2 separate regions of the Mus musculus genome follow, and region 2 is linked to region 1. The links are chromatin loops, found by intact Hi-C in ENCODE. Cell type or tissue: heart. All regions are shown on one strand. Each heading gives the region's core, and the rest is flanking DNA. Links, peaks and the distances in the headings are about the cores only. Region 1 overlaps Bpifb3 (BPI fold containing family B, member 3). Region 2 overlaps Dnmt3b (DNA methyltransferase 3B).

What was found. Hi-C counts contacts between places; a loop is a spot of excess contacts. Peaks named below come from ENCODE experiments on the same cell type or tissue, not always from the same donor. Only the 100,000 strongest peaks of a DNase experiment are listed, where the experiment ranks them.
Region 2: it touches region 1 in a loop (4-fold over the local background); 17 of 42 quality-filtered maps call a loop at or near these places.

What each region holds. Positions count from the first base shown.
Region 1 is chr2:153,922,850-153,938,563 of GRCm38, forward strand. It overlaps Bpifb3 (BPI fold containing family B, member 3), which reads left to right. Exons shown (of 16, transcript NM_001379473.1): 6 at 988-1,051; 7 at 1,912-1,972; 8 at 2,686-2,777; 9 at 2,895-3,074; 10 at 4,437-4,490; 11 at 5,805-5,975; 12 at 6,461-6,528; 13 at 7,658-7,700; 14 at 8,564-8,627; 15 at 9,041-9,117; 16 at 9,859-10,147. The coding sequence ends at 9,888. It also overlaps a transcript of Bpifb4 not described here. Among named protein-coding and RNA genes, the nearest start is that of Bpifb4, 10 kb to the right of the region's middle. In heart, for the core only: a CTCF peak has its summit at 7,248 (motif pointing left); no DNase peak of the experiment used is centred there; H3K27me3 peaks cover 697 bases.
Region 2 is chr2:153,664,830-153,672,829 of GRCm38, forward strand. It overlaps Dnmt3b (DNA methyltransferase 3B), which reads left to right. Exons shown (of 23, transcript NM_001271744.1): 5 at 423-548; 6 at 1,078-1,272; 7 at 2,675-2,833; 8 at 4,919-5,026; 9 at 5,474-5,618; 10 at 6,020-6,079; 11 at 7,387-7,506; 12 at 7,667-7,711. Among named protein-coding and RNA genes, the nearest start is that of Dnmt3b, 19 kb to the left of the region's middle. In heart, for the core only: CTCF peaks have their summits at 4,074 (motif pointing right) and 7,933 (motif pointing right); no DNase peak of the experiment used is centred there.

The sequences.
Region 1 (15,714 bases), core at 3,268-11,267:
CTCCAGAATGATCTTTCTCTTGTCCCCGGGGTCCCACTCGGGACTTCCTGTCTCCCAGAAGCTCTGTGTCTGCTCTCAGCATGTAAGAGCCCCAGCTCAACCCTTGACTTGTGTGACCCAGGACCATGCTGGGACCTCAGTGTCCCCTGTGTCCCCTGTAACCACCTTCACATCTCCCTTTCCTGTGGGACACCCACTCACCTGCCCACACTCGTGACCAGCCTCACTCCAGCCCACAAAGAGCAAAGGTTCTGCCCAAGCTATATCACACAGATGAGGCAGGCATGGAAGCTTGTCTCTGACCACTGGACTACCCTCCCCTGGACCATTCTTTCTCTGTCTCCCTAGCACTGTCTTTATCCCAGGCCAAGCCTCAGCTCCTCCACTTTTGCTGGCTTAGTGTTAGCTCCAGGGACAGGGTGGGTGGGTGGGCTCTGTAAAGGCTTAAACAAAGGAATCACAAGTCAGGGCTTTGGGCTCCTTAAAATGTAGTGTCTCTTGATGCTCTGGGGACAGTAAGCTAAGGGTAACTGTGCCATCTTGGGGTGTGGCTCTGTGGGCATGTGCCCACATGGTCTCCAGGCAGGCCTGAGACAAACGACAGATACTGCTTATCCTTAGGCCACCTACTAATTCATTCATTCATTCATTCATTTGTTCATTCATTCATTCATTCATTGTTTATTGAGTCCCAATAAACAAGGTGTGGAATCAGACATGCTGCACATGTAAGTGACTCTCATCTATAAGTCGTTGGGTGTCCGGTGCACAGGCTGCCTGGTAGGCGTTTGTGGGCCTCTCTCTCATCTGGCAGTGGCATGAGATAGGGTGGGGCTGTCTTGACAAGGAAGGTAAAATCTTGGATGCCCCATGGTAAGGCGGGGCCAAGGCTTAAACACAGGTCCCCAAAGCTCCAGCCAACCTCACAAAAGGAAGAGACAGGAGGGAGGCAGAGCCCTGGTCCACCTTCATGTCTTCTTCACCCAGGCTGCTGCCCACGCCAATCTTTGGGCTCGTAGAACAGACACTGTGCAAGGTGCTGCCTGGACTGGTGAGTGTGGCCCCCACCAGGCTGCCAAGGGCAGTTAGCTGGCATCCCTAAAACATTGTGTGGGTGATAGTGGATTGCTACCCTGGGCTGAAGGAAGCAGTGTGGCCACGGGAGGGAAGAAAACACGTCAGGTAGACTCAAGGGAAGAAAACACGTCAGGTAGATTCAAGGAGGTCCATCGTGGGCTCTGGGGTTGAGTGTGTGTGAGGCAGGCAGATCTGACTCTGGGTGCTGCAAGCACTTTCAGCCAGAATTCTTGACCATCATTCTGGGTGGGATTGGAACTGCACTTTGAGGTCAGTGCTGTGCTATGGCTTCTGTGTAGTTTTCCTGCCTGGCTGCCCGGTGCAGCAGGATGTACCGGCTGGATGCCTGCATCTGGATGCCTCCTCCCAGTGCAATCCTGGGGCTTGGGGCAGCAGTCTTGCCTCAGCCCTGGCTTTTGTGTCTGCCAATAATTATGACCTTGGCAGGTGGCCCTTAGTCTCTGACCCCAACTGTAGACTGAAGTGCTGGGCTGAAGTTACCACACGGGGCTCAGTGAGTGCAGGGACAGGGTGTGTGGATTTTCTGGATGACAGAGAAGATAGGGTACCTGGGACTTCTGACCACAGTCTTCTGACTCTACACTGGGTAGCAGGATGGACAGCAGTCACCTTGGCCCTGCAATGTCTACTGTTCCTCCCTCGTGGTGCACTTTCTAAAGGGGCTCACGTAAGAGATGTGAGATTTGGTGTCTTCACACCATGCTTTACCTTTGAGCCTCAGCACCACACAGCCATTTTGGAGAGAGGCAGCTGTCTCCTGCCCCAAGCAGGGTGCACCCTCTCTCTCCAGTGGCCTCTGTCTCCTCCTTACAGCTGTGCCCTGTGGTAGACAGTGTGCTGAGTGTGGTGAATGAGCTCTTGGGAGCTACGCTGAGTAAGTTGGGGTCCTACCCCTCCTCTGTGTTCCCTCACCCTTGCCATTGAGCAGGTGGCCATGGAGGGAAGAGAGGGGAGTTTCTCTTCTTCCTCAGACTGTCCACTCCACTCTGGGGAGGCCTCCGGAGAACCCTTAGGGTGGAGATCTAGGAGAGGAACCAAGGGAGGATGTCTAGGGAGGAGCCCAGCTATCCCAGGGGTGGGGGAGGCCTCAGAGCATCCACATCTGAGATCTCCACCTGCCAGCTGCTGCAGACAGACACCTACTGAGCACTTGGGGCTGAAACAAGAGGTAAACATTCTCTGTGGAGATGAAAGTCACAAGCTCACAGGGCTTTAGCAAGACAGCCATGGCCTTGCCGCCCAGTGACTCTGTCTCTCTGCCTCGTGGAGACCTCTGTACTTACTCAGGGAAGTATGAGCAGAGGCAAGGCAGGATGGTGCTGTAGTCACCCCTCCATCAGGGAGGCCGGGAAAGAGGCAGGACAGGCATGGGTCAGCCATAGCAGCCCTAGAAACAGGAGCACAGGCTTTCCCAGTCTGTGTGCCTCCAGACTGTGGCCCTCCATCAGCGGGGTGAAATGGGGGTGACAGCAGAACCCAAATGAATTCTGGGTAAAGGGTAATTTGCAACAGGGGCTCAGTAAATGCCAGTGGTTACTGTCCCTGGGGGTACGGTTGAGGTTTTCCTGTCTGCCCTCTTTCCTGCAGGCCTGGTGCCCCTTGGGCCTCTGGGGTCTGTGGAGTTCACTCTGGCTACACTTCCCCTAATCTCCAACCAGTACATTGAGCTGGATATAAATGTGAGTGTTCCAGGACCAGGGCAGTGGGGTCCATGGGGGAGCCACAGAGGTGAATGGGGGATCCCGGACAAGGCCGAGCAGCCACACACCCACCCTTCTCTGTCTCTTGCCTGGTAGCCCATCGTGAAGAGCATAGCTGGAGATGTCATTGATTTCCCCAAGCCACGCATCCCAGTCAAGGTGCCCCCCAAAGAGGACCACACCTCCCAAGTGACTGTCCCACTCTATCTCTTCAGCACCGTGTTTGGGCTCCTGCAAACCAACGGTGCCCTTGACCTGGACATCACCCCTGAGATGGTGAGTGGTGGCGTATGGGGACGCTGGCTTGGGACATCTGCTCCAGGCTGTGGCAGGGCTGCTGCTGGGTTTCCTCATGTTGTCCCTCATAGCCTTGCTGAGTCTGTTCTCTGTAAGCAGGGGCTGGGCATGCTTAGAGCACACACCTTGCCGTCCACCCTGTTCTAGAGGAGAGTGCCAATAACCCTCCGTACCTGCATGGCACCCCTGAAGCCTTCTAACCTCAGCCTTCCAGAAAACCACGCCCAAAGCCAGAACCGACAGAGTCAGATATCCCTCCATCCAAGGAGGAAACGACTCACCAGATGAATCTGTCTTGAGTTTAAGCTATTTTATACTAAAGTAGGAATGGCTAACATCCTGTCTACTTTCTCAAGAGTAGATTTGAGCTGGAGAAAAGAAAGCCAGGCTTAGGCTTTGCTGAAGGTCACTTGTACTCTCATACTGGAGTTTCTGGGACCTCCTTGCTCTTGTGTTGGTCCCTCTTTGCCTCAATGGCTCAGAGGCTCCCCCCACCCCCAGTCTTATCCCTACCCAGAGCACTGAGCTCTGAGCTATTTGGAGGCCTCACATACAGCTTAGGCAAGAGGATTGGCCTCTCACCTTGTACAGGATGGGGAGGGGTCCCTAGGGGACAGAGGTAGCTTCAGAGAATTGAATGGGGCCCCAAGTTGGAGGTAGGGGTCTTTAGCTGGGGAGAAGGCAGAGTCTGAAGAAAGGAATGTGTCACTGAATGGCCTGTGGATGGGGCTGTAAGCATTGTGATGACTGCTCCTGGAGCTCTGGGGACAAAGTGTGGACAGATCTGTTCTGATAGGGTGGTTCATATGGGGCCACCATTGCTTAGCAACCTGGCAGGACCTTGGCAACTACAGTTTAGCTTCCAAGGGGGAAGGGACATGGGCCCAGTGAGACCACATTTCCTAACATTTTAGCCAGAGCTTGTAAACTTACATGAACCTACGATTTATAAAGACTGGAAGTGGTCGTATTTATAAGTGACCGCTGAGGTGACAGATAAGAGCACCTGGCTGCCTTTCTCAGTGTGGTCTGGCAGTAATGAGAGGACTCTGATACCAGACAGCTCAGCTACATATCCTGCTCATCCCGGGCCACCATTAGCCAAGGATGGAGCCAGGGCAGAGTCTTAGCATCACTTGTGTAAAGTGAGGGCATTCTTAATCTGGTCGCTGAGCTGCTGTGTAGGGTGTGTTAGGGAGGTGGGAAGAGTACCTGGTACAGGGTCAGGCTCCGGGAGTGTCCGTAGTGAGCAGAGGTGAGAGGGACACACTCCCCTGTCCTGCACCCATTTCCAGGGACGTCTTCCTTCTCCACTAACCTCTCATTTGCTCTCATACCCAGGTTCCCAGGAATGTCCCTCTGACAACTACTGACCTGGCAGCTTTGGCTCCTGAGGTGAGTGGGCCCTCTTAGGGGCTCCATCAGTGTAGCTCTTTCCTAGATTGACTCCAGAAACCTTCCCAGGCGATCTCTCCACATACCCATGATTAATGTTGAGCCCAGATATAAACTAAAGTGTGAGACACTAACACTTTATCCTTTTCTGATAGCACAACTGGCTTATAAAGGAAAGAAGCAGAGTGTCCCAGAAGCCACCTGGGTGCTGTGGTCACAGCAACTCCAGCAGACAGAGAACAGGAGAGTCTTCCCAGGCTACTGATTCACAGTGTGACCATTCTGAGTCTCCTAGTAACACCTACTCTTTGAAAAGTGATAGAAATCAGGAAAACACAGCCACATAGAGGACGGAGGCATGCTAGCATTTGAGGGCCACTGTGTCCCACGCCTGGATCCCCAAGTTACTGAATTATCAACACAGAGAATCATAAAGATCCATCCCGAGGGTCCCTCAGACCAGAAGATGTCCCCAGCTCTTGGTCTTCTCTGTCCTGGAGAGAGACAAAGGAGAGGGGTCATGGAGGTAGAGATAGTGGACATGATCCCAGGACTCAGCTTCCCAGTCATTCAGATGATACTGGACCCACCAGTATGCAGCTGGGAGAATTAGTAATGATTTGAAGTTGAAATGACTATTATTACATTATTATTACATAGAGTAGTGGGAGTGTCTGAGGGGGGTTGGACAGAGAAACAGAGGATACGGGTGGCCGAGGACAAGGTCCATGCATCCATTAAGGAAACGGTTTCAGGTAGCCTCAGGGAGCAAGGTGGGACTTGCTCCTTCTCTGGGCTGAAGGGAGGAGGAAGCTCAGGAGAGGAAGGGTCTGGGAGTGGACACTCAGGAGAACCTTTCAAAGGCAGGAGGAAAGTGCAAGATCAATTGGGTGGCAGAGATGACTGAGAAATCCCTCAGGACACAGCTACCAATGTTTGTTGTTTTATTTTTGACACGGAGCTGCACGTAGCCCAGGTCGTCCTTAAACTTGTTATTTAGCCAAGGATAGCCTTAACTCTTGATCTCTCTGTTTCTAGTTTCCAAGTGCTGGGATTTTAGCTGTGTGCCACCAGGCTCAGCTTGCTTGGGGAAGAGATTTTGCCTGTGTATGAAACAGAGTGTGATATGGTGGCCCCATGGGTTAGAGTCTTAACCGCTTTGATGGGCAGAGTGCCTGCTATTCTAGGCTACAACCTTGCTGCCAAGGGCCGTGCCTCTCAACTAGTAGATGCTCAGTGTGTTTGTGGACTGACTGATTCTGACACTGGCATCTAAGCTGTCTTCACACCCATGTTCTTTCCTGTCTCTCCCAGGCCCTGGGGAAACTGCCCCCTGCTCAGCACCTCCTGCTCTCGCTGCGGGTGACAAAATCGCCCATGGTCCTGCTGCAGAACAAGAAGGCCACAGTCTCCATCCCAGTCACCATCCATGTGCTGTCTTCTGTCCCTCAAGGAACTCCTGTAGCCCTTTTCCAGTTGAATGGGGTAAGTGGATGAGGGGTGGGCGGGGAGCCCTATGTTGCATAGCAAGACCCTCACATCATTGATGAACTAAGTCTATTGTTGACCCAGCTTCTTTCCAGCTCCTAACCCTTCTTTGGTCCAGTGGGCCCACTCTACGTCCTCAAGTCCTGAGAGTTGCTCCACAGTGACCTGCCTCTACTCAGCTGTCTCCTGGGGACCCTGCTTCATGACTCAGCATGGTGGTCCCAGCATGCCTTGTGCTCTGCCTGCCCTGGCTGTCTCTTCTGCTACCTTCCTAGGCTAGCTCAAGTGCCCCTGGGAAGCCTTTAGCTCCCTCGTGGATTAAACAGAAGGTTCCGGTCTGCAGTCCCAAACACCCATTAACTCTGCCACACAGTAGGACCAGAGCTGCCATGGGAGGAATGCTCAGAGGCTTTCCTGGCATCTGGGTGACTGCCTCTATTCTTGCAGAGTCAGGGAAAACATCTGCTCACTCTTCTCCTCAGGTTATGACTCTAAATGCCCACCTGGCTCCATCCTCTACCAAGCTGCACATATCTCTGTCCCTGGAACGGTAATGTGGGGTCCTAGGATGGTCTGTCCCTCCCTTTAGACACTAGAATCAGGGGCTGGATAAAATAAGGGCCACTTGGTGTTGGCAAGCATCTCTGATCTGGGTGCTTAGTAGATTTGTGTCACCTTAGGGAAGGGGACATGGTGGTCACTACAGATCAAGTAGCAGGGCCCAGAGTAGGTGACCATGACTAGCACTTCCACTGTTCCCTTTGCTCAGACACTGACTCTGGCAGTGAGCCTGCCCCAGGACACAGAGGCTATAACTTAGCCTGAGGCTGACCACAAGGACGCGATCCCAGAGTGCTGGACGATGTTTCCGCCCCATACGCACTTCTTCCATTGATTCCCTCATCTCTGTCTTATGCTAACTGAGCATCGAGAGATTCCAAACAGCCAAAATGAAGGTGGAAGACCATTCTGCCCCTATTTTTGCATACTACCCAACACAGCACTTCACAGTTTGTAAAGTTCACTGTAGCCCAGGCTCAGGCAATGGGCCCGTGACCCCAGCCTCCCTCTCCAGCTGGTGCTCTGGTTATGGTGAGGTCTGTCTGATCCCCATCCCAGTTGTAGAGAATTTCTCAGACGTCCTTGAGTCCTGACTGTCCTGAGCCACAGCACCCAGTATGCATCTCCCTGCTTTGGAACTTCCCTGTGGTTCCTTTTCTTGCCCTCTTCAACCAGGTCTGCTGCCTGCTCACCTCTGCCTCCTGGTGGCAGTTCATGACACAGCACTCCAGAAGTGAAGATAGAGGTCTAGGCTTGCCACGGACTGACTTGCATTGGGGTCACCTGGTGTACACTACCATTAGTGAGCACCTGCTGGATGCAGACTGGCCCATGTGCAGTGCTAGGCTAGGAAAAGGACACACACACAGACAGTTGGGCTACCCCTAGGAGGGCTCTGTGATGTCTCACAAGGGAAGTGAAGCCCTCTCAGTCTATTTCACAGGGAGGGAAATAGAGAGCCTGAGAGATGGCTGGAGAGAGATGAGCTAGGTTGGAGTCCTCTTGCCTGTTCCTGGAAAGCCATGACTAGGGTGGGCCAGGGTAAGTGGGGCCAGACAGCTCTCTGCAGGGAGTGAGGAACCACCAGGACCTCTTAACACTTCTCTTCTCTCTGGCAGGCTAAGTGTCCAGCTGGCCTCCTCCTTTCCCCAACCTTTTGATGTAAGTTCCTGGGAAGAAGGAGCTTGACAGGGGGTAGAGGATTTGGGTGGGGAGTGGGGGCAAGTCAGGGTCAAGGCTACCTCTGTGTGGGCCCAACCCCAGCAGAGCAGAGCAGAAAAGCAGAGGAAGTGTGCTAGTGTGTATGCTTGTGTGTGTGCGTGCACCTGTGAACCTGTGTGTGTGCTCGGGTGTGTGTGTATGTGTGTGTGCATGTGTGTTTAGGTGGATGTGTGCATGCGTGTGTATGTTTTTGTGTGTATATGCATGCATGCGTGTGTGTGTGTGTGTGTGTGTGTGTGTGTGTGTGTGTGTGTGTGTGAGCCACTAGACATCTTAGGAAAGTCAATCCCATGTTCTTACAAGGACTTGGATCCTCAGAATTGTAAACATCCAGAGGCTCACAAGGATCTGGATCTTCACACAAAATTCTGAGCCCTGAAAGTCTAGCATTCCAGAACCCGACAGAGCCTGAGGTTCATGCTTCTCACAGACTTCTTAGATTCTGAAATCTCGGACAGCTTTAGATTCCAGAACATTCTGAGGACTCCCAAACTGTTTATTCTAAGATCAGCCTTCACAGCATTCTACCAGAGCTGGGTACATTCCCTTCTCTCTTTCTCAGGCACACCTGTCCTAATCCACAGAATCTTCTAGAAGGGAATATCTTGCAAGGTCCCAGACTAAGGGTGAAGTCTGCATTAATCAGTCTCCTTTACTGTTGCTAGGCTACTGTTGCTGGGCTACACAGCCCAATCTGAGGGCCCCATTACCTAGCAGGAACAGTTCATTTAGGCTTGCAGGAGGCTTCTGGGCCTCTGGTTTCTCACGAAGCTCCCCACTCACTATTCCATCTGCTGTTGCAGGCATCCCGTCTGGAAGAATGGCTCAGTGATGTGGTCCGGGCTGCCTACATGCAGAGGCTCAACGGTACAGCTGAGCTGGAGTCCAATTTGCTCCTCGATCCCTTACTCGGATAAGAATACTGAGGCCAAAGAGCTGCCAGGATTTCCGTTAATGCAGCAATGACCAGCACCATCATGCTCTCCTCAGGACCCCCAGAGTTAACCTTCCCTGGATTCTGCTTAAGCTCCCACAGTCAAGTGGGAAATAGCTCTATCAACCAGAGATGGCACGGGATGCCTCTAGGTGGTGTGGCTAAAGGGGAGTCACAAACCTGATATAGAAAAGAGGGGTTTTGTCTTTTTTGGGGGGTATGATGGGGTAAGTAGGAATTTGCTAACAAGAAGCTGAATTCCCACAGGGAGAAGTGTCTGTCCGTCATCAGGGTCTGAGACACCCCAATCTTTGTTTTCAACCTTTTTTTTTTTTTTCCTTCACAGAGCACCTGGAGGTTGGAATTCCCCTGCCTAAGATTCTCAATGTCAACTTTGCCAATTCAGTGGTCGATATCATTGAGGTGAGCGTCCCCTGTGGATGTGTCCCCAGATGGCAGTTTAGCTGAGGCCCGAGAGACCTGTTTGACACCTCTGAGGAGCGTGCCCTGCCTCATCCTCTGACCCACCTCTGTGTCATGTCTACAAAGCTCAGAGAACCACAATCGTCAGAAACAGCAAATACGTCATGTATTTCAACCCTTTCCTTCCTCACCCGTGGCAGACATTGTCAATCAATCACAGAATTCTGTTGAATTAAGACATGTCTGACCTGAAGAAGGAACCTCAGATATACACACAGATTCATGGTTCTTTGGTTCATGGACAGCAAATACTTATTATCCCTCATTGTATGTCTATGGCAGGCATGACTAATGGATTGTGACAGCACCCCCTCTCTACATTATTATTATTATTATTATTATTATTATTATTAATTATTTTGCCACAAACCTTTTCAAATCAGTACACGTTTGAGTCTTTGGCTAGCTCTGGGGAGTGAGCACAACAGGGGTTTCTGTATTAATTTTTAAGGTAAGAGGATGAAGGTCAGGGAGTGTCAAGGTTGTTCAGTATGTTTTTGGTAAAAAATGACCTTTGACCTTAAGTCTGAGTCAGCAACCTGACCTGCACCGGACTCATCCACAGTCTCGTCCCTCATTTAACGCTAGGCCTCAGGCAGAGCAAGAGGCCAGGCGTGAGGTGAGGCAGCCATGAGGGGATCTGGTGCTTAGAGACCTAACTGCGAATTCCTGTTCTTGCAGAATGCAGTTGTGCTCACAGTGGCTCCGTGAGGCGGTATGGCTGCTGCTCTCCCTGTTCACTACAGAGTCCTATCTGTCTGCCCACTCTGCCTCAGTTTCCCTCCCAGTCTTAAGCCTGCATTGGTGACAGTATAAGTGCCCCTTGCCCACCCGGGCCCACCTTGCCCTCTGTTCCTGTGATCATGCCTGTTTTGGGGTGGGGATGGCTGGATAGCCACTGATCTGCTTCAGAAAGCACATAGCACCTTGGTTCAATCCCAGCTTTAATAAACTGATCCTTGGTCTTGTGCCTGCTGGCTGGTTTGTTCCCTGGCCACACAGGAGCGCTGCTGGCTTTGGCCTCCAATGATCTTCATTCTAAACAGGAGCTCTTATGAGGTAAGGGGACCTGGGGCTCAGTTATTGGAGTGCCGAGTCCCTGTTCCACCTGGCTGGCCTGGGCAGCCTCTGGTCCTTGTCCGGCCTCAGCCTCTCCATGTCGTCCATTACCCCCACCTTCTGTCAGGATCTCTGCCTCGGAGGTTTGGAACCCTTTCAGAAGGGCATACCAGCTGAAGTTTTGAGGGTTGGATAGGAGCAGTTCTGCAGGGAGAAAAGGAGCCAGAACTCTATGAAGCAAGTGTGAGTGAGACTCACCCTACCCCAGAGAGACACCTGTTGATTGAGAAGACAGATGTTCCTAGAACAAGAGAGCACTTCCAAATGCTCTTGACACACACAACGGTTCGTTTCATTCACCAATGTGACATCTCCCCAGGAGACGTGGTTGCTATGGACTGCACCGGAGGCAGGCATCACGGTGCTGGCAATGTGTCAGAGGAGATGCTCATCCACTGTCAGGAAGCAGAGGGAGAGTTCTCTTCTCCTCCTTCCTGTCCTGTTCCCTGGGCTTCCGGCTTACTGGATGGCACTGCTCACACTGTTGGGTCTCCCCTCTAGCTCATCACTCTAACAAATCCACAGTAGGCTTTACTATTCATTCTGGCATCACCCAGTGCCCATGGCCGGGAGCTGTCCAAGCTCCTACTCAGTGGTCCAGGCAGCTTTCCCTGCAGCAGCTAAAGGGGGCTCAGATGCCTGGCCTTGGGCTCTGTCTCAGTCCCATGTGTAACAGGGTGTCTAAGACTGGCTGGTTTACAGTGAACAGGAATTTACTGGCTCACCCTTCTGGAGAATGGGACATCCAAGATGGAGGGACTGGTGTGTATGCTGGGGTTCGTCCTGCTGTGCCATTCCATAATGCCAGGCAAAAGGTCAAAGACAATAAAGAGATGAAGAGGTAGAGATAGAGAGTGTGTGTATGTGGCACACAGAGAGAGTGAGTGTGTCTGTGTGTTTGTGAGAGAGGGGGAAGGTGGATGGGAAGGGAGAGAGAGAGAGAGAGAGAGAGAGAGAGAGAGAGAGAGAGAGAGAGAGAGAGAGAGGATATGAATCACTCCCACACTGGAATCCACTTCTTGCCTGCTGAAGTGGAATTCATCCATCCACAAAGCTGGAGCCCCCAAAAGCCTAACACCCCCACTGAGCCCCATCTCCTGACCCCATCACCCAGGGGACACATCCAGACCACAGCAGTTGCTTATCTGTGACACAGGGAGGTCGTGGTTCTCACCCAGGTCATCAGAGGACTAACATCCAGCCTGTGTCAGGTGCTGGGAAGGAGCCTGGCACGTGTGAGTGAGTAGCAGCCTGGCCAGGCCTTCACTTGGCTGCCTCTTCTTGGAACTTCCTTCTGAATTAGGCTGGAACCCCTGATCCCACCCTTGGGGCTCTTAGTGTCCCCCTCAAGACACCTGGCCTAATTCTCATACTTCACCGAGAGTTTTCCAAAGTCAGGGACAGAATCCGCTTACCACCCTATCATGCACTGAATTCCACAGTGCCCAGACTGGCTGGGGGTTTCCATGCTGCTGTGATTTAAGTGTGAAAAGTCCCCACAGGATTTGTGTGTTAAAGCTTGATCCCCTACTGCAGCATGTATGGGAAGGGATTGGGTCATGAAGGCACTGTCTTCAGTGGTTCGTCCATAGACGGGCTCATAGCTTAAAAGGACTTAGCAACTGGGCCTAGTTGGAGGCCAAGTTCTGAAGAGTATATCTTATCCCTGATCCCTTCCATTGCCCTTTCTGCCTTCTAGCCTCCACGGGGCGAGCCACGTTCCTTCTCCATGTTCTTCCGCTCTGACGTTCCATCATTCCACAGGCCTGAAAGATAAGGAGCTAATTGACTCTACAGACTGGGAACTCTGAGCTTAAAGAGCTGCTTCTTCTTTTATGGTTTTCATCAGGTGTTTTGCCAGAGTAATAGAAAACAGGCGCTACACATCCTGCTCTTACAACTCAGAAATGGAGGCTCCAAGAAGTGTCAGACAGCCCCTAAGTGGCAGAAGCAGGCAGTCTGGGACTCAAACAAGATCCTGTTGCCCCTAACCCCAAAGGCTGGCCTGTCCACTGTGCCACCGTGTCATGTGTCACCATGATGGTGTTGTCACACACTCACTAAGGGATAGGCTCAGTCTCATACAGTTTTGCATTCTTACAGTATCAACGTCCTGAATTCGCCCTGATTTCTAGTAATTGTACAGGAAACTGAGGCGTAGGGGACTTAATGACAAGCCAAGGCTACAACAGGCCAGGATTTGAGCTCAGTGTCTCTCCTCCAGACACAATGCCCAGTGTCTGAACTTCCACCCTTAGGATAGGGAATAGGATACAGTGTGAAGAGTGCCCCCTATTGGCACTCCCGGTGAACTGACCATTCATACAGGGGACAGTGCTGCAGGGAAGAGTTCACGGTGGAATTGCGGCTGTTTTCTGTCTCAACAGTGTGACTCAGCACCCAGGCACACCCTTGGCTCCCTGGATGGCTGGGTCACCTTCAGGGTGAGTCACCTCCTGGGAGATCTAGATGTTCTTCCGGCATGGATTCCTCACGGCCTGGCTCTAGACAAAGGGCCTTTTGGATACTAAGCCCAGGTGATTTTCCTGGCGCCTCTGCACTAATCCTTCCAGGATGGCCAAGGTGGCCTCAGGAGGCAGGCCAGCCTCAGAGCCACTGGGGCCGGGCTGACCTCAAAGTTAAGGCAGTAAGAGAACCTGGAGGATGGACAACAGCCACCCCCAGGCGGTCACCACGCTTGGCCCTCAGGAGGTCACATGGACTCCTGCTTCCTCAAGTAAGGAAAAGCATATTTGGACTCTTGGATTTTTACCTAAGATTAAATGGTAATAGGGACGTTTGCTTAGCAGCCTCTGGGTCACAAGTCATGGGTGCCAGGGAGTAGAAAGTCAGATTTTACAGAATGGAGGCCCATGGACACCATCTGCAAATGTCACCCTAAATCTCTCCATGACACAGAGGTGCAGAAGAAACACAGGGAAGGGCAGGTGTGGTCCAATGTGGTGCTCAGAGCAAGTGGGGTAGAAACCACTGTACACGGGGCTCTCACTGGGGGAGTCACGAGGGGCTGTGGTCTTCTGGGGATTCAGGCATGATCCAGACATTTCCTACCTAACCTGTTACTTTCTTCACTGTACAGAGCCAGACTGAGGCCAGGGAGGAGGAAGTCACCCTGGTCTCAAGGGTAAACCCAGCCCCAGAGCCCTCTGGCCCTCATAGGGTTTAGACAGCTCATCTGGGATTTCTTCTTCATGCCTTGGGTGGCTTTGTGGAACCCACAAGGACCCTAGATGATGCTGATGCTGACCCTAGAAGTGTGTTGTGTGCTAGGTCCCATACTCAGCTTCGTGGACCAGGATGGATTTGATCAGCGATTCACTTTAAGCAGGCAGAAAGCTGGCAGCAAGTCTGAGCCCACATGGTGCCCTTAATAACTCTATTAACATACCTGCTGTACGGGGAAACTGAGTCCCAAAGAGGAGCCTGACCAGGAAAACAGATGATGCTGTGCTGACACAAGCCAAGCTTGTCAGGATTCAAATATATGCCACCTGCCTTCAAAGCACCTTTACTGGTAGGGAAGGGCAGAAAGCATCTCTTGGGGAGGCTGGCAATGAAGGACCGAGGCTTGCCGGGGTAGGAGAGAGAACACCCTGGCTCTTTGAAGTAGTGAGTGGGAAGGCTGGGGCCTGGAGGAGGTGGTAAAAAACAGGTGTGAAAACTGGGCCTGGGCTGGGCTGGGTGCGGGCAGCAGAAGGCCTCAGTGAGTGCTCAGGCCAGTTGGGGCTCGGTCATCATTTGTGGTTACACTGGCAACTGCACTTATGCTGGGCTCTGAGCTGGTCACCCTCCTGATTTTCCTGGAGAATTCACATCTCAGATGGGTCCAGGGATGTCTGAGTGGTCCAGAGGGGGAGTAAAAGGCAGGTAGATGGCAGGACTGGCATGTGCAAAGGTCCAAAGGCAGGGGGCGTGACAAGGAGCAGGTGAGAGCATAAGGAGAAGACGGGGTGGGGGTGGAGTCTTGGGTGTCAAGGGAAGCCTGGGTAGAAGACTGGGCAACTGGTGCCTCTATGGGAATAGGGAGTGATGGGGGAAAGGAAGGTGGGAACTTTGAGTGAGGGAATGTTCTATAGTGTGGTGAGATGCAGGCTACACAAATACATAAAATCATCATAGGCTCGGGTTTTCACTGTGGAAATTTATATACAAAATCGTAGCCTGTGTGTGGAGGTGGGTAGTGTCACAGTCGGCTGTCAGCACAAAATCAGAGGTCCGAGGGCTCACTAGTGTCGTGTAGAAAGTCTTGGATTCAATCCACAGCATCACACAGACCAAGTATGGTGGTGACTGGCTGCAATCCCAGCGAGGTGAATGCAGGATGCTTAGGTTATCCTCTGCTACATGGTGAACTTGAGGCTCCATGGTTGGATTAAAAAATGTGACAGAGCAGGTACCATGCACGGAATGCAGATGTTGGTGAGGCTGACGAGAGCTGGCTGGTGTGTGGCACTCACTGGATGGTTCTCTCAGCTTTGCTGTACACGTGAATTCTTTCCCCTCATGATGAAACCCTTGAGTGGAGGGGTCTTCTGTAGCTCTAAAACATTCTACCTGTGAGCTGACCCACACGAGAGCAGTTAGAGCCATAGCTACCTCCCAGAGTCTCCGCTGTGAAGCGGGTATTACCCCCATTCGTCCTATAGAGACAGAATAGACTTGGAGAGAACAGGGTCACAGAGCAAAACTCAGTCCTGTGAGGTGGAGCAGGTCCAATCTACCCACCAGGGCACCTAGAATGGGAAATATCTGCCTTGAGGCGGGATTAGAAGCCAGATGTGCTCACCTGAAGGCCTGGGATCTCCAGGAACATAGCCAGGTCAGGGCGATAAAGCCCAGCTCATGTGACACCATCCGGAGCTGAACACACTTCTTGGAATTAGCCACAAACCACAAACTCTTGTGGTTTTGGGGCTCAGTGCTCAAGTTGTAGAGAAAATCTGAATTCCGGTCTTATAATTCTAGTCAGTCATAATTACCTGGCCCTTCCCAGTCCGGGTCCCCACTCAGACTGTGGCCACTTTATAAAGCTGATCTGTGACCAGACTCAGCCCACAGCAGAGGCCTGGGCAACAGACCTCTGAGGATTCACTTGCACACCCCCTCAAGGGTAAGGAGGAGTCCCATCCCTGTCACAGGCCCAGGCTGGTAGGGGAGGCTGAGAAATGAGAAACCCCACCCTGCAGGCTGTAGGGGAGCTCTGCCAGGAGTCAGGACCTCAGATAGCAATAGGCCCAAATCAGGACACACATATGTATGAAAAAGCTGTGCCCAGCTTTCCCAGGGGTGTGGGCCTTCCGGGATTTTTATTACCTCCGCGATGCTTTTCAGTTACTTGCTAGTGCTAGAAACACCTCTGATGATTCCCATTTAAAAAACAACAAAACAAAAACAACG
Region 2 (8,000 bases), core at 1-8,000, 260 kb before region 1:
GCTGTTGGGAGGGGGTTAGAAGACCCTTTCACAGGGTCACATATCAGATATGCTCTGTATCAGTTACATTGTGATTCATAACAAATGTGGTTACAAAGTAGCAACAAAGATAATATGGTTGAGGGGGCTGAGGGCTCACCACAATATGAGGAACTGCATTACAGCATTAGGAGGGCAAGCAATAATTAAGTCCCCATTCGCTGTTGCCAGTTCAGGAGGCCAAATCTGTGTTGTGACGTGGAACAAGTCTGATAGTCTCCTGCAAAGATACCCTTGTTGAAGGTATCCCTGAGATGACATCCAGTGGTCTTCTTCACTTCAGGTTGATTTGAGGCCGTCTCAAGATCTTATTCCTTTGGGAGCCTTTGGGCCCCATGCAGCTGTTCACCTAAGGTCCAGTATTTATCCTTTCTCACTTTCAGGTCCGAACCCGACATAGCAATGGGACCTCCAGCTTGGAGAGGCAAAGAGCCTCCCCCAGAATCACCCGAGGTCGGCAGGGCCGCCACCATGTGCAGGAGTACCCTGTGGAGTTTCCGGCTACCAGGGTTGGTCCCATCTCTGATCTCAAGATCTGCTTCATTCACTCCCCACAACACAACATCGTTGTATGTAGCGTGTACTTTCTTCACACGCTCCTGCTTTCCAGGGTCTGGCTTCTTACTTTCTGTTCTGAGTCGTCCTACTTGGAGCTACTTTGAGGAGACAAGAATTCCCGATTGCTCGGGTCTCTAGCCCATCTTGGAGTTGAGCCAAACCACTGGTGTCATTCACCCTTGACTTTTGTATATTTTCCTACTGTCTTGAGGCAAACCCAGCAGGGCCAGCACATTCTTCTGTTTCCAGATGGATCCTACCCTCTGAACACAGCTTCAGAGCCTCTGTCATTGAACATACACACATTCTGTCTCTGCTCTGCCTTGGGCTCAAATAAATGGCTGCCAGTTCATGTAACCGTGCCTTCTGGGATGCTGATTTCTTTCTCCATTCCTCCTCCTCTGAGAACCTGTTGGATACTATTAGTGTACCTCCTTCTGCTTTGCTTCACTGGGTCTCAATCTCATCCTCATGTCTTAGTCTCGGAGACGTCGAGCATCATCTTCAGCAAGCACGCCATGGTCATCCCCTGCCAGCGTCGACTTCATGGAAGAAGTGACACCTAAGAGCGTCAGTACCCCATCAGTTGACTTGAGCCAGGATGGAGATCAGGAGGGTATGGATACCACACAGGTGGATGCAGAGAGCAGAGATGGAGACAGCACAGAGTATCAGGTAAAGCCTGAGAAGGGATACTGGCCCATGTTTCCAGCACTTGGGAGGCAGAGGCAGGCGGATTTCTGAGTTCGGGGCCAGCCTGGTCTACAGAGTGAGTTCCAGGACAGCCAGGGCTACACAGAGAAACCCTATCTCGAAAAAAACCAAAAAAAAAGATTTCGTACAATGTACATTTAATGATTAAACAAGAGGCAGAGGCAAGCCTGCTGTGTGTAGGCAGCTCCATGTTAGCACTGTATAGTGAGATAGATCCTGCCTCAAGAACAGAAAAAAAACAAGTTGTGTAGCCAAGGATTGCCTCCAGATCCTTGATCTTCCAAATGCTGGGATTATATGCACATGCTATTGGAATTTCTGTTAATTTTAATAGGATTACAATCTAAGGACTTCATACTATGGCTTTTCTTTACTATGATCCCCACCTACCAACTTAGCATCTCAGTAGTTGCCATGGGGACATTTAAAAAAAATTTTTTTTTTAGATAATATTTGTGGCTTATATCAGTTAAGCAATAGTGTTACCATGCTGTATGTATTCAGGCACTGGAGTTATTTAACCAGTTGAGGTTGTTGTTATACATTGCCAGTTAATGCCTTTCTACTTAGACATATGCATTATAATACTTATACATTACAAGGTGTATCCATCTTGACAATGCCAAAATTTTGTGTTCCTTCAGAATACCCCCTGATGTAGCCTCATGTTGGTCTTTTTTTGGGTTGTAGATAAGTTATGGAGGAGGAGGCTGTTAGCCCAAGGACTATGTACTCAAGAGTGAGCACAGGCTGCTTGCTGCTTTCCTAACTTAGTTTTCGGGCTCACTGCTTAAGTTACTTCCCACCAAGCCTCATTTGAGTTTAATCCCTGGGGCACTGGAAGACAGGATAGACTTCCAGAGTGATGACCTGTCCTTGCCATTAAAAACCAGTTTATTTTTCCTGGGCATCGTTTTGAACTCAGGACCTCTGGAAGAGCAGTAAGAGCTCTTAAGGGCTGAACCATCTCTCCAGCTCCCTAGGCATCTTTTTTTTTTTAAAAATTTTTTATTAGATATTTTCTTCATTTACATCTCAAATGCTATTCCAAAAGTCCCCTATACCCTCCTCCCCGCACTGCTCCCCTACCCACCCACTCCCACTTCTTGGCCCTGGCGTTCCCCTGTACTGGGGCATACAAAGTTTGCAAGACCAAAGGGGCCTCTCTTCCCAATGATGGCGGACTAGGCCATCTTTTGCTACATATGCAGCTAGAGACATGAGCTCTGGGGGTACTGGTTAGTTCATATTGTTGTCCTAGACATCTTTTTGTATGGCCAAGATTTTTCTAGCCCTTGTTCAGTGGAGTTTTTCAGGGTTCACCTGACCTGGTGACTACAATTCTTTCTGTTTATTTCTCCAGGATGATAAAGAGTTTGGAATAGGTGACCTCGTGTGGGGAAAGATCAAGGGCTTCTCCTGGTGGCCTGCCATGGTGGTGTCCTGGAAAGCCACCTCCAAGCGACAGGCCATGCCCGGAATGCGCTGGGTACAGTGGTTTGGTGATGGCAAGTTTTCTGAGGTGAGCTAAGGGCAAGGAGGGTTTGGGGTTCTTCATACCTCAGGCCTGGCTTCTTCTCTGGAGGTGGCTCTAAGGTCGCCTTTCTGCCAGTGGCTGCAGTGAGCTTGGCTTTGGTACTTGAGTGAAGAAAATGACTTCTTGGATTGCGTGTCTTAGATGCTTGCTCTAGACTCTGAGCAGCTGCTTTGTTCTTAGAGACAGGGTCTCAGTGTCAACCTCTGGCTTAAACTCTTGAGTTCTGTCTCTGTCACCTGAATTCTGGAACTGAAGGTGTGTGCCTGTGACAAGTCTGCTGGAAAAGAAGGAGTTGATGGAGGATAGTGTAGTGGTTAAAAGAGGTGGCTGTCTGCTCTTACAGAGGATCTGAGTTACTGAGTTTACATCAGGCTGAGCATGACTGCACCAGAGTTCTAATGCTGTCCTATGGCCTCTGTAGGCATCTACACACAAACACACACACACACACACCTACACACACACACCCACCCACACACACACACACACCTACCCCTATAATCCCAGCAGAGTTAGGCCTTCTCTACTGTGTGAAGTCCAAGACAGTCATAGAGGCTGCATGAAAAGATAGTTTGAACTAGTATTAGCCATTTAAAAGGAATCTCTCTAATGAGGGTCTTCTGGCCATAAATTGAGTTGATTGTGTGCCTTTTAAGGGTTGTGGGTCTCACCCATCCACCTCACATGTGCTAGGCAAGTTCTACCATCCCAGCAGCAGCCCACATGTTAAGTGCATGTGCCAAGATCTGCTTCAAACATTTTCTTAATCAGTATGGGTGTTTTCCCTAGATGTAGTTTTATACAGCATGGGAGGCCAGAAGGGGGATTTCAGATTTTCAGATCCCCTGGATCTTGACTTAAGACTTAAGAGGCCATTATGAGCTACCATTTGGATGCTGGGAATCTTAACTCAAGTCCTGTATACAAGGAACCAGTGTGTTGTTAACCCCTAAAAATTGTCCAGCTGTCTGCATTTGAGCGGTGCTGGAAGAATGGACTTCCTGGAGGGTTTCCTAAGGAATGTCAGTGTTATGCCAATTCCTAGACGACAGAAAAGGGTTCCTGAGGTACAGCAAGTTGAGAGTTAAATGGCATTTAGAGGACTTTGTTCCATTTTAGGTTTTATTTCCTACGAATTTGTATCTATTCTGACTATTTTTCTGAAATACAGTGTATTCCTGTGGTAGGAATCAGGATATGAAGATTGATCTGAGATTACATACAGTTGTCTTACCAGCAGAGGGAGCAATAGGACTTGTTTCATGGGTCTATGCTACTCTCTGAAGCATTAGACTGCAGGGATATCGGCCATTGCTTTGATCCAGTGAGACATAACGTACTTGTTTCTAGACAGGATCAGATGGCTATATGGAGTAGCACGGGGATGATAGGATTATTAGGTACAACATGCTATGGCGCTGGCCAAAGGCCAAGATCTTCTCAAAGCCTACCTAACCCCCACTGTCTTCTACTTTATGGTGGGAGCCACATCACAGAGTTGAAGCTCCTAAACATAAGATGGAGCTGAACACAAAGGCAAGCACTGCGTCCAGGGACTCCCCATATTCATATGGCATGAGTCCCCCAATTTTATACTTGCATTCACTATGAATCCCATCCATGTCCGTATTGGCACAAATAATTTGCCTTAGTGATCAAGATGAGGAACACAATTGCTGTGGGTATTAAGAGCTCCAGAATACTTTGAAAGTGCACTGTGGGAACTCACGGAATCTGAGTCAACGGTTATTTATTACACACTCAGGAAGAGTAAGAACACGCAGAGAATCCATCGGGGAGGACGGTGTCAGGGCTGAGCCTCATGTGCCGTCCACTCTGCTCACCCACATGCTCACACCTGTGCAGGATGCTGAGGAAGCTCCACCTAGATCGTCTTTCTTTTCCACACTGGTGTTTCCAGCTGTGTAGTCTGTGCTGTGTGCTGTTTGGCCTTTGCTTTTTATTTCTCAGTGTTGGCTTCTGTAAGTTGTGCTGGAGTAGGCTCTGAGGGAACCACTTCACACCGAGTTTACGTGTGGGTCAATCACAGTCATATTTTTTCTCTCCTAGATCTCTGCTGACAAACTGGTGGCTCTGGGGCTGTTCAGCCAGCACTTTAATCTGGCTACCTTCAATAAGCTGGTTTCTTATAGGAAGGCCATGTACCACACTCTGGAGGTAATGTGAGTGTGGGTGATAACTAGGGTTTCAGCCAATAGGCAGGGAAGAAGAAACCTACTGAAGGAAAGCTAGTGATGCTACTGAGAGTAGCTTAGAGGCAGGGATACCAAGGAAGAAAATGGAGAAAAAGGGAGTCTACTTGGACTGGGTTTTCACATGTCTGATGGGGGTCACTTAGGAATTAATGCTGTCAACTAAGTAAGGCAGGATTACTGGCTTGTATGGTCACATTGTCATACTACTAGAAAGGGCCTTTTACAGACATTTGTAAATAATTATTTATCCCCATCTAACTCTGAAAGACATTAGTGTTTAGGGAAATGCAGGCCCCCAGCAGGGGGAATCCCTGGGTTTGCCCTGGCACATACCTCAATCGCCTGCTCCCTTGCCTGCTCCCTTGCATTTGTTCACGGACAGAGTTTGCCTTTATTTGTGTCTTGGCAGAAAGCCAGGGTTCGAGCTGGCAAGACCTTCTCCAGCAGTCCTGGAGAGTCACTGGAGGACCAGCTGAAGCCCATGCTGGAGTGGGCCCACGGTGGCTTCAAGCCTACTGGGATCGAGGGCCTCAAACCCAACAAGAAGCAACCAGGTGGGAATGAACCTATGCCTTTGTGGATGGTATAGCCCCAGCCACATGGCCACTCCCAGGGCATGCATTGGGTCAATTCAAGCAAGGCCTATTGTGCCCTGTGGAACCCAGGGCTGTTAAAAAGCTATTGAGACTTAGGGGCACTTACTTGAACTGTGGCTTCCTGGACACTTTGTCCCCATGGGCATGTGCAAGTGATCTTTTCTACATGTTCGTCCAAATCCATCCTTTGCCCTTGGGTTCCTGTTTCTCTTTAAAATAAATGGATTTGGTCACCTGCCATTTTGACAGGTAGCTTATCTCTCTCAATTAGACCCACGATTCAACATAATGAAATGAAAGATGTACGCCAACAGTCCCTTTATCTAATACAATGTTTTTGTTTTGTTTTCTTGCCAAAGTGGTTAATAAGTCGAAGGTGCGTCGTTCAGACAGTAGGAACTTAGAACCCAGGAGACGCGGTATTACCTTCCCATCTTTAAGTGGTTTTCTTTGCTCTATCTTGCAATTTTGTGGTATCTGCAGCACTCTCTGGAGAAGAAGCAAATCTCTCCTAGGCGGGTCTGAGTTACTCACCCTCACTCTTCACCCCACCCCCACCACTGACTTTCAGGCTAACCTTGGGTGCACATTCAAAGCCTTCTACACTCTCTGGATATTGCCTTCTCTCTTGTTTCTTAATATTAATGACACATATGAGCACTGGCAATTGTCACTTTGTCATCAAAGGTCCTTGAGAGTTTTGTTGTCTTTACATTTTTTTACATTCTTTTGAATGTTCATGCTAGGAGACATATAGAAATAAGACTCTGATTTATAGGAGTAAAACCTCTGATACTTGGGAGCCCTGGTATCTCAAGGGCCATGCTTTTGCTACGTGGCTTCAGTATGTAGCCCAGGATTGATTTAGGTATAAGAAAGTATCGTTACACCTATCTTCCTTAGGGGTTTTCCTTATAATTTTATTTTTCTGTCTGCCTGTGGTGTTGCACGCCTTTAATCTCAGCACTCAGAAAACAGGCCAGCCTGGTCAGCAGCATGAGTTCCAGGACAGCCATGACAACACAGAGAAACCTTGTCATGGGAAAATTATTGCCTTAGTTGGAGGAGTCAGATTTAGTGATTTGCAATATGAGCCAATATAAACTTGCTTTTAAAAGTGGGTTTTATTATAGCCGTATTTTGTAAACTTGTAGGCTTGGTAGCCTTGAGCTTCCTGTCTGTTTCCTGAAATGTTGTTAATAAAGGCATGAACCAGCACACTCAGCAAAAAAAGAAAAAAATCAATTTAATAATTTTCTAGTAAGGAAATAAACTGAAATTAAAAAAAACATTTAACCTTTCTAAGTTGCCACTTATGAAAATGAGAATATTTCAGTTTTTTAGTAATGTTTGGAGGTGTATATTGGCTAATAGACATTAATTAGCTAGCATGATTATTAAATGCATATTAACTAATACAATTCGCTAAAGTAGATGCCATTATTCAAATCCAGTTGAACCAGTCAGTAGCATCAGTTGACAATTTGGACCTGACTCTCAGTGAAATTCTGTCTCTTTTGGCATTTCAAATGCTTAGTAGCTCCATGCTCCTGTTGGTTATTGGAAGATGACACAGTTTTGGCCTCTGCTCTGGGCTCCCTACTTTGATTCTCTATGCCCATCATGGTCCCCTGCTAAAGATGCAGCTGGATCCCAGGCAACACATGGCCTTGTCCTGCTTTGTCTCTTAGACCCTTCAGACAAATCCCATCTGCTTCCCTTGCAGAGAACAAAAGTCGAAGACGCACAACCAATGACTCTGCTGCTTCTGAGTCCCCCCCACCCAAGCGCCTCAAGACAAATAGCTATGGCGGGAAGGACCGAGGGGAGGATGAGGAGAGCCGAGGTGATGTGGGGGAGATGCTGGAAGGTCTGGGGATGCATGGTGCAGAACTGGGAGCAGCAGGCCCTCAGGACCACTGCACTGTGGGGTACAGGGGAGCAAGGCTGAGGGCCAGGAGAGACTTCCCCACCTCATCTCACACCTGTCCCCCTTTCCTCAACAGAACGGATGGCTTCTGAAGTCACCAACAACAAGGGCAATCTGGAAGGTACTGTTGTCTCCCATCCCTCCTTTTGGGGCTGCCCCAGGCCTGCCTTACCCTGGTTTTGTCCTTCTGCATGGGTTTAATCCAGAGGCCTGGGCATTGACCTTGGTCTGTTCCCTGTGTATTAGTTCTTAAAATTTATAAGACATAGTAACATGACTTCCTTATTTTTTAAAAAAGATTTATTTATTATTATATGTAAGCACACTGTAGCTGTCTTCAGATGCACCAGAAGAGGGCAGTGTCAGCTGTCATTACTGATGGTTGTGAGCCACCATGTGATTGCTGGGAT